Linked DNA regions of Homo sapiens: region 2 is linked to region 1. Evidence: read pairs that join two places in POLR2A ChIA-PET (ENCODE). Cell type or tissue: OCI-LY7. All regions are shown on one strand.

The links. ChIA-PET counts read pairs that join two places held together with the same protein. Peaks named below come from ENCODE experiments on the same cell type or tissue, not always from the same donor. Only the 100,000 strongest peaks of a DNase experiment are listed, where the experiment ranks them.
Region 2: POLR2A ChIA-PET joins it to region 1 with 5 read pairs; 2 of 35 experiments call an interaction of 5 or more read pairs at or near these places.

Annotation. Positions count from the first base shown.
Region 1 is chr11:60,474,312-60,479,311 of GRCh38, forward strand. No RefSeq gene overlaps it. Among named protein-coding and RNA genes, the nearest start is that of MS4A12, 16 kb to the right of the region's middle. In OCI-LY7, no CTCF peak of the experiment used is centred here; a DNase peak (open chromatin) is centred at 2,890; H3K4me3 peaks cover 2,973 bases; H3K27ac peaks cover 3,199 bases.
Region 2 is chr11:60,574,612-60,579,611 of GRCh38, forward strand. It overlaps the pseudogene MS4A19P. Among named protein-coding and RNA genes, the nearest start is that of LINC00301, 39 kb to the right of the region's middle. In OCI-LY7, no CTCF peak of the experiment used is centred here; no DNase peak of the experiment used is centred here.

The DNA.
Region 1 (5,000 bases):
TCATGGGTAGGAAGAATCAATATCATGAAAATGGCCATACTGCCCAAGGTAATTTATAGATTCAATGCCATCCCCATCAAGCTACCAATGACTTTCTTCACAGAATTGGAAAAAACTACTTTAAAGTTCATATGGAACCAAAAGAGAGCCCGCATCGCCAAGTCAATCCGAAGCCAAAAGAACAAAGCTGGAGGCATCAGGCTACCTGACTTCAAACTATACTACAAGGCTACAGTCACCAAAACAGCATGGTACTGGTACCAAAACAGAGATATAGATCAATGGAACAGAACAGAGCCCTTGGAAATAACGCCGCATATCTACAACTATCTGATCTTTGACAAACCTGAGAAAAACAAGCAATGGGGAAAGCATTCCCTATTCAATAAATGGTGCTGGGAAAACTGGCTAGCCATATGTAGAAAGCTGAAACTGGATCCCTTCCTTACATGTTACACAAAAATTAATTCAAGATGGATTAAAGACTTAAACGTTAGACCTAAAACCATAAAAACCCTAGAAGAAAACCTAGGCATTACCATTCAGGGCATAGGCATGGGCAAGGACTTCATGTCTAAAACACCAAAAGCAATGGCAACAAAAGACAAAATTGACAAATGGGATCTAATTAAACTAAAGAGCTTCTGCACAGCAAAAGAAATCACCATCAGAGTGAACAGGCAAGCTACAAAATGGGAGAAAATTTTTGCAACCTACTCATCTGACAAAGGGCTAATATCCAGAATCTACAATGAACTCAAACAAATTTGCAAGAAAAAAACAAACAACCCCATCAAAAAGTGGGCGAAGGACATGAACAGACACTTCTCAAAAGAAGACATTTATGCAGCCAACAGACACATGAAAAAATGCTCACCATCACTGGCCATCAGAGAAATGCAAATCAAAACCACAATGAGATACCATCTCACACCAGTTAGAATGGCGATCATTAAAAAGTCAGGAAACAACAGGTGCTGGAGAGGATGTGGAGAAATAGGAACACTTTTACACTGTTGGTGGGACTGTAAACTAGTTCAACCATTGTGGAAGTCAGTGTGGCGATTCCTCAGGGATCTAGAACTGGAAATACCATTTGACCCAGCCATCCCATTACTGGGTATATACCCAGAGGATTATAAATCATGCTGCTATAAAGACACATGCATACATATGTTTATTGCGGCACTATTCACAATAGCAAAGACTTGGAACCAAGCCAAATGTCCAACAATGATAGACTGGATTAAGAAAATGTGGCACATATACACCATGGAATTCTATGCAGCCATAAAAAATGATGAGTTCATGTCCTTTGTAGGGACATGGATGAAACTGGAAATCATCATTCTCAGGAAACTATCGCAAGGACAAAAAACCAAACACTGCATGTTCTCACTCATAGGTGGGAATTGAACAATGAGAACATATGGACACAGGAAGGGGAACAACACACTCTGGGGACTGTTGTGGGGTGGGGGGAGGGCAGAGGGATAGCATTAGGAGATATACCTAATGCTAAATGACGAGTTAATGGGTGCAGCACACCAGCATGGCACATGTATGCGTATGTAACTAACCTGCACATTGTGCACATGTACCCTAAAATTTAAAGTATAATAATAATAAAATAAAATAAACTATAAAGAAAAAGAATCTCTGGGCTAGCATTAGGCATTGGGATTTTTAAAAGGTCCCCAGATAATTCCAATTAAATCAAGTCTAGCCTAAAGCTGCCTCCTTACATTTTTTTTTTTTTTTTTTTTTTTTTTTTTTTTTTTTTTGAGACGGAATCTCGCTCTGTCACCCAGGCTGGAGTGCAGTGGCACGTTCTCGGCTCACTGCAAGCTCCATCTCCTGGGTTCACGCCATTCTCCTGCCTCAGCCTCCCGAGTAGCTGGGACTACAGGCGCCCACCACCACGCCCGGGTAATTTTTTGTATTTTTAGTATAGCCAGGATGGTCTCGATCTCCTGACCTCGTGATCTGCCCGCCTCGCCTCTCAAAGTGCTGGAATTACAGGCGTGAGCCACTGTGCCCTGCCCGCCTCCCTACGTATTTTAAGGTTGGCCTAAAAGTTTTTCTTTACATCGTGAACTATAACAAGTGGAGGTGTAAACAGACAGTAGCCTACCCTTGTGCCAGTCACTAAGTTTTGATCAATCAAATGTAGTCAACTGTTCAAACCGTGATCAAATAAGGTAATGTCAACCTGTAACCAATCCAACTGTTTCTCTACCTTATTTCCTTTTCTGTACATCACTTTTCCTTTTCTGTTCATAAATCTTCTTCCACCACGTGACTGTGCTGGAGTCTCTGAGCCTCTGGCTAGAGGAGGGGCTGCCCGATTCGCGCATCATTCATTGCTCAATTAAACGCCTTTAAATTTAATTTGGCTGAAGTTTTTCTTTTATCAGTACAGCTGCCGTGAAAACTAGTGATTTTAAAAATAGCATGCATCCTAGGTTAGAATGCTAAACGCCTGCGGAAAACTCAATTCTGCTGAACTCTACTCCATTTTGTCCTGTTCAATGAGAGCCTTTTTTTGAATTTGTCTTTCTCAGAGCTTTGCTAATTAAACATTTTCAAGAGAACTCAGGAAAGAAAAAGTCTTTAAGAGAATCTCTTGCAGTTCCACACTGGCAAACAAAAGGCCTGCAAAATAGTATATCCTAGATGGATCTTAGCTTTTTTTTTTTTTTTTTGACAAGCACCTAATTCAAATTTAAAAGAAGAAAAATTGTGTGTTGCATTCAATGTCTTAATAAAGTTTTCTGTCATCTCGTGATGCATTGTTCCTGTCATCAATTCTGATTTACTGCAGCTGTTTCCTGCAAAACGCAAAAGCGTAACTTCAACAAGTTTCATTTCCTATAAAGATAAAAGTACAGAAAGTTGTGGATACATCTCTGGGCAAATCTGTTACTGCAGAAGCTGATGAAAAATGGTGCCAGAGCTATTTACGCAATGAGAGCTTTCTGATGCTTTAGGGCTGGGGACTTCTCGTTTCCTTGATCTCACCTGGTTCATGGAGCAGTATCGTTCTTGTCATTGATGCTGCACCTCAGAGATTTGTTGCTACTGTATTGGCTGTTGTGGTTGTTTCCATCAAAGATGAGCAAGAATTGCTTTGAAGAAAATTTTACAACACCCAATTGTCAATGAGTTATTATAAGTGATATGACTGAACTTTAGCTCTAAGTGAATAGAAGTGTCTAAATTACACCTGCACCATCCTCTTGACTACTCACTAGTGAGATGGAGACTAATTCATCTAAATTCTCTACACTTCACAAAGGCAGGAATTCTTGTCTATGTTGTTTACTCCTATATACACAGCACTTAGTACCAAGCACATGGAAAGCTGAATTTGTTGAATTTGCTGACTGAATGTAGCCCTTTTATCTAGCTGTGTCTGTAGGCTCTAGACCTTCCACCATTCTGAGGTAATTGCTTGCCTAGATGCTCGTGCAAACCATTGAATTCTCTCTCTCCTGTCCTTCACAACCAAACAACTCAAAAGCAGAGTCTGCTTTCAGGTTTGAATGTTTTCATATCGCGTTCATTTTTCAGTGAATTACAGTCTGTCTATTCTCTCTAATACTTTTCTAGAATTGTTTCCCCAAATGCTGCCAATGACTTCTTAATTGTTGAATCCAGTGGATTCTACTCAATTCTCATTCTGTGAGATTTAACAACACTGCCCTTTTGCTTCCTTGCCTTTTGAGACACATGCCCTTCCTTAGCTTCCAAGATGGGACACTCTTAACTCTCTCTCCTACTTTCTTAGACATACACAATTTCATCTTCACTAGTTGCATTTTTTCTGACAACCAAATGTGCACATTCCTTACAAAGTGTTACCTTCCCCCAAAAACTCTCATCCATTCCCATAACTCAGTCTATCAATTTTAGGTAACTAATTCATGTAATTGCATTTTCAATCCTGTTTACTCATCTGATTTCCAAGCCTGCATGTCCGGGTATTTGCAAATTATTTCATAATGATCTCCTATCTGCAATGTAAAACTATAGAGCTGGTCCAGTCTGAGCCCGCGGTCTAATTCCCATGCACCTCCTTTTTAGCTTCCTGTCTCTCTCCCTTCACATCCTCCCCCATCATCCACACTCACAGCTGAGAGATGTATTTGATTTATTCCTTTTTCACTCTTTTTATCTAATGAAGTTCCTCATGTACTTTAAGTTTTGTCTACTCTAAAATGTCTCTAAAATCCAACTCTCCTCTTCTTTCTAGTCTTCACTTTAGGCCTAGTTTCTCATTTGCTCCTGCTGTTTCACTTATTTTATAAACGATTAATTGGAATTGTTACATCCCTACTTAGACATCTTGAATGATTCTCCAGTGCTTACCAATTAAAGTCCAGATGCCATGGACATATAAGATCCTGCATAGTATTGTTTTAACTTTTCTCTACTGCCTTCTCATTACACCCTAATTTAGCCACAGTCCAGCCTGGTTATTCAATTATTGCTCCTGAACACAAATAGAATGTTTCTGTTTTCCTCCTGTTTAGATATTGTTCCCCTACGTGGAATAGTCTTCTCTTTTTTCTCTCTTACTAAGTTCTACCTATTCTCTAAGATTCATCTCAAATCCTTCCTATTCCATGAGGTTTTCTTCTAATACTCCAATTTTATTGAGCTCCCACCTGTGCTATATTATTGAGCAATTATTTTCTCCTATGCACCAGGACATTATACCATTATTTAGCTCTTCTGGGCTGACTTATATCACTGGTTATCTTGTAAAATTATTTGTATTGAGATTTGTTTCACACACCATAAAATTTACTCTTTTAATTTTTTAAGGAGGTTTTTGAAGAAGCTCCCATACTGTTTTCCATGGTGGCTGTACCCATTTACATTCCCACCAACAGTGAGCAAGTGTTTCCTGCTCTCCACATCCCCTCCAGCATTTAGTTTCTTTCTTTGATAACAGCTATTTTAACTGGGGTGAGATGATATCTCATTGCAGTTTT
Region 2 (5,000 bases), 100 kb after region 1:
TAGGTATAAATTTAGCAAAATATGTACAGGACTTATATTTTGAAAATTATCTAATACTAATAAAAGAATTCAGGAGGCTGAGGTGGGTGGATCACCTGAGGTCAGGAGTTCAAGACAAGCCTGACCAACCTGGTAAAACCCCATCTCTACTAAAAATACAAAAATTAGCCTGGCGTGGTGGCATGTGCCTGTAATCCCAGCTACTCAGGAGGCTGAGGCAGGAGGATTGCTTGAATCTGGGAGGCAAAGGTTGCAGTGAGCCAAGATCATGCCACTGAATTCCAGCCTGGTTGACAAGAGCAAAACTTCACCTCTGAAAAAAAAATAAATTAAATAAAATAAAACAATTCCAAGTAGGTTACATAAATGAAAAGCCATTTATATTTGTGGCTGAAAATCTCAACATAGTAAAAATATTAATTGTCCCAAAATTGACATATAGATTTAGCACAATTCCTATCAAAATCCTGGAAACATTTTTTGTAGATTTAAATAAGATTATCTAAAATTTCTATGGAAAGGTTGAGAAGCTAGAATAGCTAAAATTTTTTAAAGAAGAATGAAGTGAAAGGAAACATACTACCTGATTTTAATACATATAACTACAGATATTAAGACTGTGTGGTATTGGTGTAGCAACAGATACATGGATAAATGGAACAGAACACAGAATCCATGAGTAGACTCATACAAGTACGGTTGACTGATTTTTTATAAAAGTAATTCAACGGAGGAAGTATAGTCATCTCTAAAAATGGTGTTGGACTAACTGGATAACCAGTGGCAAAAAATAAAAGAAAAGAACCTCAAATTAAAGTCTCCTACCTTATACAAAAATTAATTCAAAATGAATAATATGTTTAAATATAAAACTATAACACTTTTAGAAGAAAGCATAGGAGAAAATATTTAGTACCTAGGACTCTAGAGCTCTTTAACATGACCTTAAAAACATGATCCATCCACAAAAGACACAAATCAATACATTTTACTTCACCAAAATTAAGTTTTGTTTTGTGAAATACCCTTGTTAGGAAGATGGAATGACAAGCTACAGAGTAGGAGAAAATACTTGCTAACCACATCTCTGACAAAGGATTTGTGTCTAAGAATATCCTTCTTAAAATCCTTAAAACTCAACAGCAGAAAATACACAAATGATCCAACTTTAAAACCAGCAAAAGACGTGAAAAGACATTTCACTGAAGAAGATATACAGACGGCATAAGCATATAGAAAGATGCTCAACATCATTAGCCACCAGAGAAATGCAAATTAAAACCACAATGAGATATCACTACAAACCTATTAGAACAACTAAAATAAGAAATTGTGACAATACCAAATGCTGGAGATGATGCAGAGAAACTGGATCTCTCTTACATTGCCAATGAGAATATAAAAATGATACAATCACTCTCGAAAATAGTTTGACATCTTATTTAAATACTAAACATACACTTAACATTAAATTTAGCAAGTGAGCTCCAGGGTATTTATCTTGGACAACTGAAAACTGATGTCTGCAGAATTTACACATGACTATTCATAGCATCTTTATTTGTAATAGCTCCCAAAGTGGAAACTATCAAAATACCCCCTCAAGAGCTGAATAAACTCTAGTTGTTCATACCGTAGACTACTACTCAGAAATTAAAAAGGAGTGAACTACATTATTACACATAACAACTTGATGGATCTCAAAGGTATTTTGCTGGACAACAACAAAAAAGCCAATCACAAAATGAACATACTGAATTATTCCATTTATTTGACATTATCAAAATGATAATAGTGAGGATAAGAAAAACAAATTAGTGACTACCAGAAGTTCAGCATTGTTGGGACAATAAAGATATAGCATGAGGGATATCTTCATGGTGATAGAATAGTTCTGTATCCTGATTATGGTTGTGATTATGCAAATATGCTTATGTGCTCAAATGACACATAACTATACACACACACTATATCAAGGTTATTTTCCTAACTTTGATATCGTCATATAGTTATGTAAGATGGTGCCATTCTGAAAATCTGGATTCAGGACACAAGGACCTGTCCATACTAGTTTTGAAAATTCCTATGAATTTGTAATTACTTAAAAAATAAAGTTATTTTTAAATTCTACATCCTTCACTAAACTCAGACTTCAGAGAAAGTCATCGTTTTCCATGCCAAGCAAGGAGATGAAATGTGCACAGCATGTCAATCAGTGGGAAAAGTCCTATCCATTCCAGTTTCCCCTTGCTTCCTGCCACAGCCTGCCTGAAGTACCTCTAAATGCATAGTTTTGTGTTGCCTAGGGGTTAATCTGTAAGTGAAAATAGTATTTTCATTAATTAGCCACTTCTTGGCTCTCCCCAGAATCACACACCAGAACAGAAGCTCATTGCAAACTTCAAGTAGAGATGTCCAGTGTTTTAAGAAAATCTGTGAGAAAAATATGTCAGGAATCCCCAGACATTGTGAAAATATGGTTGCAGTATGGCAAAAGATGCTAAGTTATGAACTCCAATCCTGCTCCTTCAGCTTTTTCAAACTTAACCACTGCGCTTACCTGGGGGTGTAGGTAGGGAGAGTCGGAATGTTGGTTCATTCAGCTGTGGCAGAACAAAAGCACCCCTGAGAAATATCTACCTGAAAACCAACTGGAAGGCCCTACAGTGATACGTTAGAGGGCTCTTCATACAACTTAGAATTGTCCTCCTCCTATGGCTCAGAAACTGTCATAGCTGGCCTATAACTTCTGTGGGTACAAATTATCTGAGACCTCCACATCAGGAAATAGCCCCTTGGAAGAGTGACAGAAAACCAAGGATCCCAAAGGCTCACTATCCTTTTGAAAGGACCCTCTTATAAAGGACCCAGGACTATCAGTTATAGATGTTATGGAGGTGGGAAGAACAAAAGGAACCAAAGTCCAAAAATCAGCTTTGGTAAAATAAGAGAAATCTAGGGAAGGTCAGAAATACCAAGTCTAGTTGCCTGTAGAACATAAAAGCTGTATATTCAGGATAAGATTGTTGACCTAGGTCAAGAATTCTTGACCATACAGGTACATAGTCATTATATCTACAAACTGCTCTGAAATAATAAACTTTCCTTATCTGAGTTGAATGTTGAGAAATTTAAAATTCTGTTAGGTCATCACCTTCTGTCTTCATCATGGCTTTTTCTTGATGTGTATTCCTTTCAAAGGTTGAACTAAAATAATAATTAGTGATAGTGTTATTTTCTTCTAGGTGATACAAGTAATGACTGGCATACTTCTTCACTGCCTGGGACTGCTCTGGATGTATTTGTTACTCACACAAACTACTGCATTTGGAGCCACATATATTCCTCTTGCATTACTAACGGCATACCCATTTTGGTCATCCTTGCTTGTGGTAAATAATCAAATTTCTGATTGTTATTCATTAATTTATTCGTTACATGTAATGACTGTTTATCAGTCAAGCAGTGTGCCAGAGACTGAACACTAAAAATGCACAATCTCTATTCTCAAGGAACTCATTTTACCTGGTTGAAAATAATATACCAATATGAAAAAACTTAGATTCTTATCAGTGATATTCTTTAATAATAAGAGTCTATTTTGTTAAAAGGCTACATTTTACATTCTTCTAGGATATGGAGAAAAATGATAAGATGCCCAAGGGGCATTTTGGGAAAACAGAAAATGGTTGGTGACTATTCAACTGCCCATATGGTATTTATTTTGCCAGTGGGGCAAATAAAAAATGAGAGAGCATAACTGCTGAGGAAATAGTGGGATATATACAATTTGTGTAGGGAAAGAAGCATAAAATCTTTGTGTTGTATTCAAGAAGTATTTGGTAAAATTGAACAGAGATTTTGAAATTGAATTTTATTGTGACTGATAGTATGATGAGTGATGTGCCATTGTCTTTAAAGGGGATATCATGAAGAAGATATTATGGTGGTTGATGTGCCATGTTTCCTACAAAATCCTGAGTAAAGTTTATTATAATATCACATTTGGAGTTTGATCACTCAACCAGTACTTATTGAGTACTATGATGTGTCAGGCACTGTTTTAGGTGCCTGAGATACATTAGCAAACAAAACAAAGATCCCACTTCTTATGGAGCTTTTATTCTAGCATGGTGTAGTATATTAGAAGATGATAAGGCCATAGAAGCAGAAAGAAAAAGAGTAGGCTAAGGGGGACTGGAATTTTTGGGAAAGTGGCAAAGGGATGTAGGTTATCATCTAAAATTGGATGGTTGAGGTAGGGCTCCTTGAAAAAGTGACTCTATTACTGATCTATTGTTATATAATAAACCACCAAAAACCCAGTGGCATACAATTACAAGCATTTATTTTTTACTCATGCAGACTTGGCAGAGATTCAACTGCTCTTGGCCTGGTTTCAAGCTATAGGACAGGTCCAGATCCACTCCATATGTATCTTATTGCCTTTAGACTAGTGACTACTAGAGGCATATTCTTCTCACAATGAAAAGCAAGAACACAAGAGGACAATCCTAATCACACAAGACCATTTCAAGCTTTGGCTTGGGTCATGTTTGTTAAAATCCCAGCTAAAACAAATAAAATGATCAAGTCCTAAATTAAAGAGCAGGGAAGCATAATCTAAGCACCATGAGATCACAGCAAGAGTATGAAAATATATTATTATTACCTAAAAGTAAAAAATTGTGACCAACAGTTCAAACTACCATAGTGACATTTGAGCAAAGACTTGAAAAAGTGATGGTTTTGACCACAAGGATATGCTGGGAAAGAACATCTCAGGAGAACAGTTAGAATGAATTCTTCAATGAAGGTTCCTAGAAAAATGTAGTCAGTATTTCTGGAACAGAGTGAGCAAGCACAATAGTAGTAGAAAACAAGTTAGAAAAAATAATGGGGCGCCGGTTAATATAGGGCTATGTAAGCCATTGTAAAGATTTTAGCTTTTACTGTTAGTGAAATTGGAGTTATTATAGTGTTTCATAAACAGAGTTAAA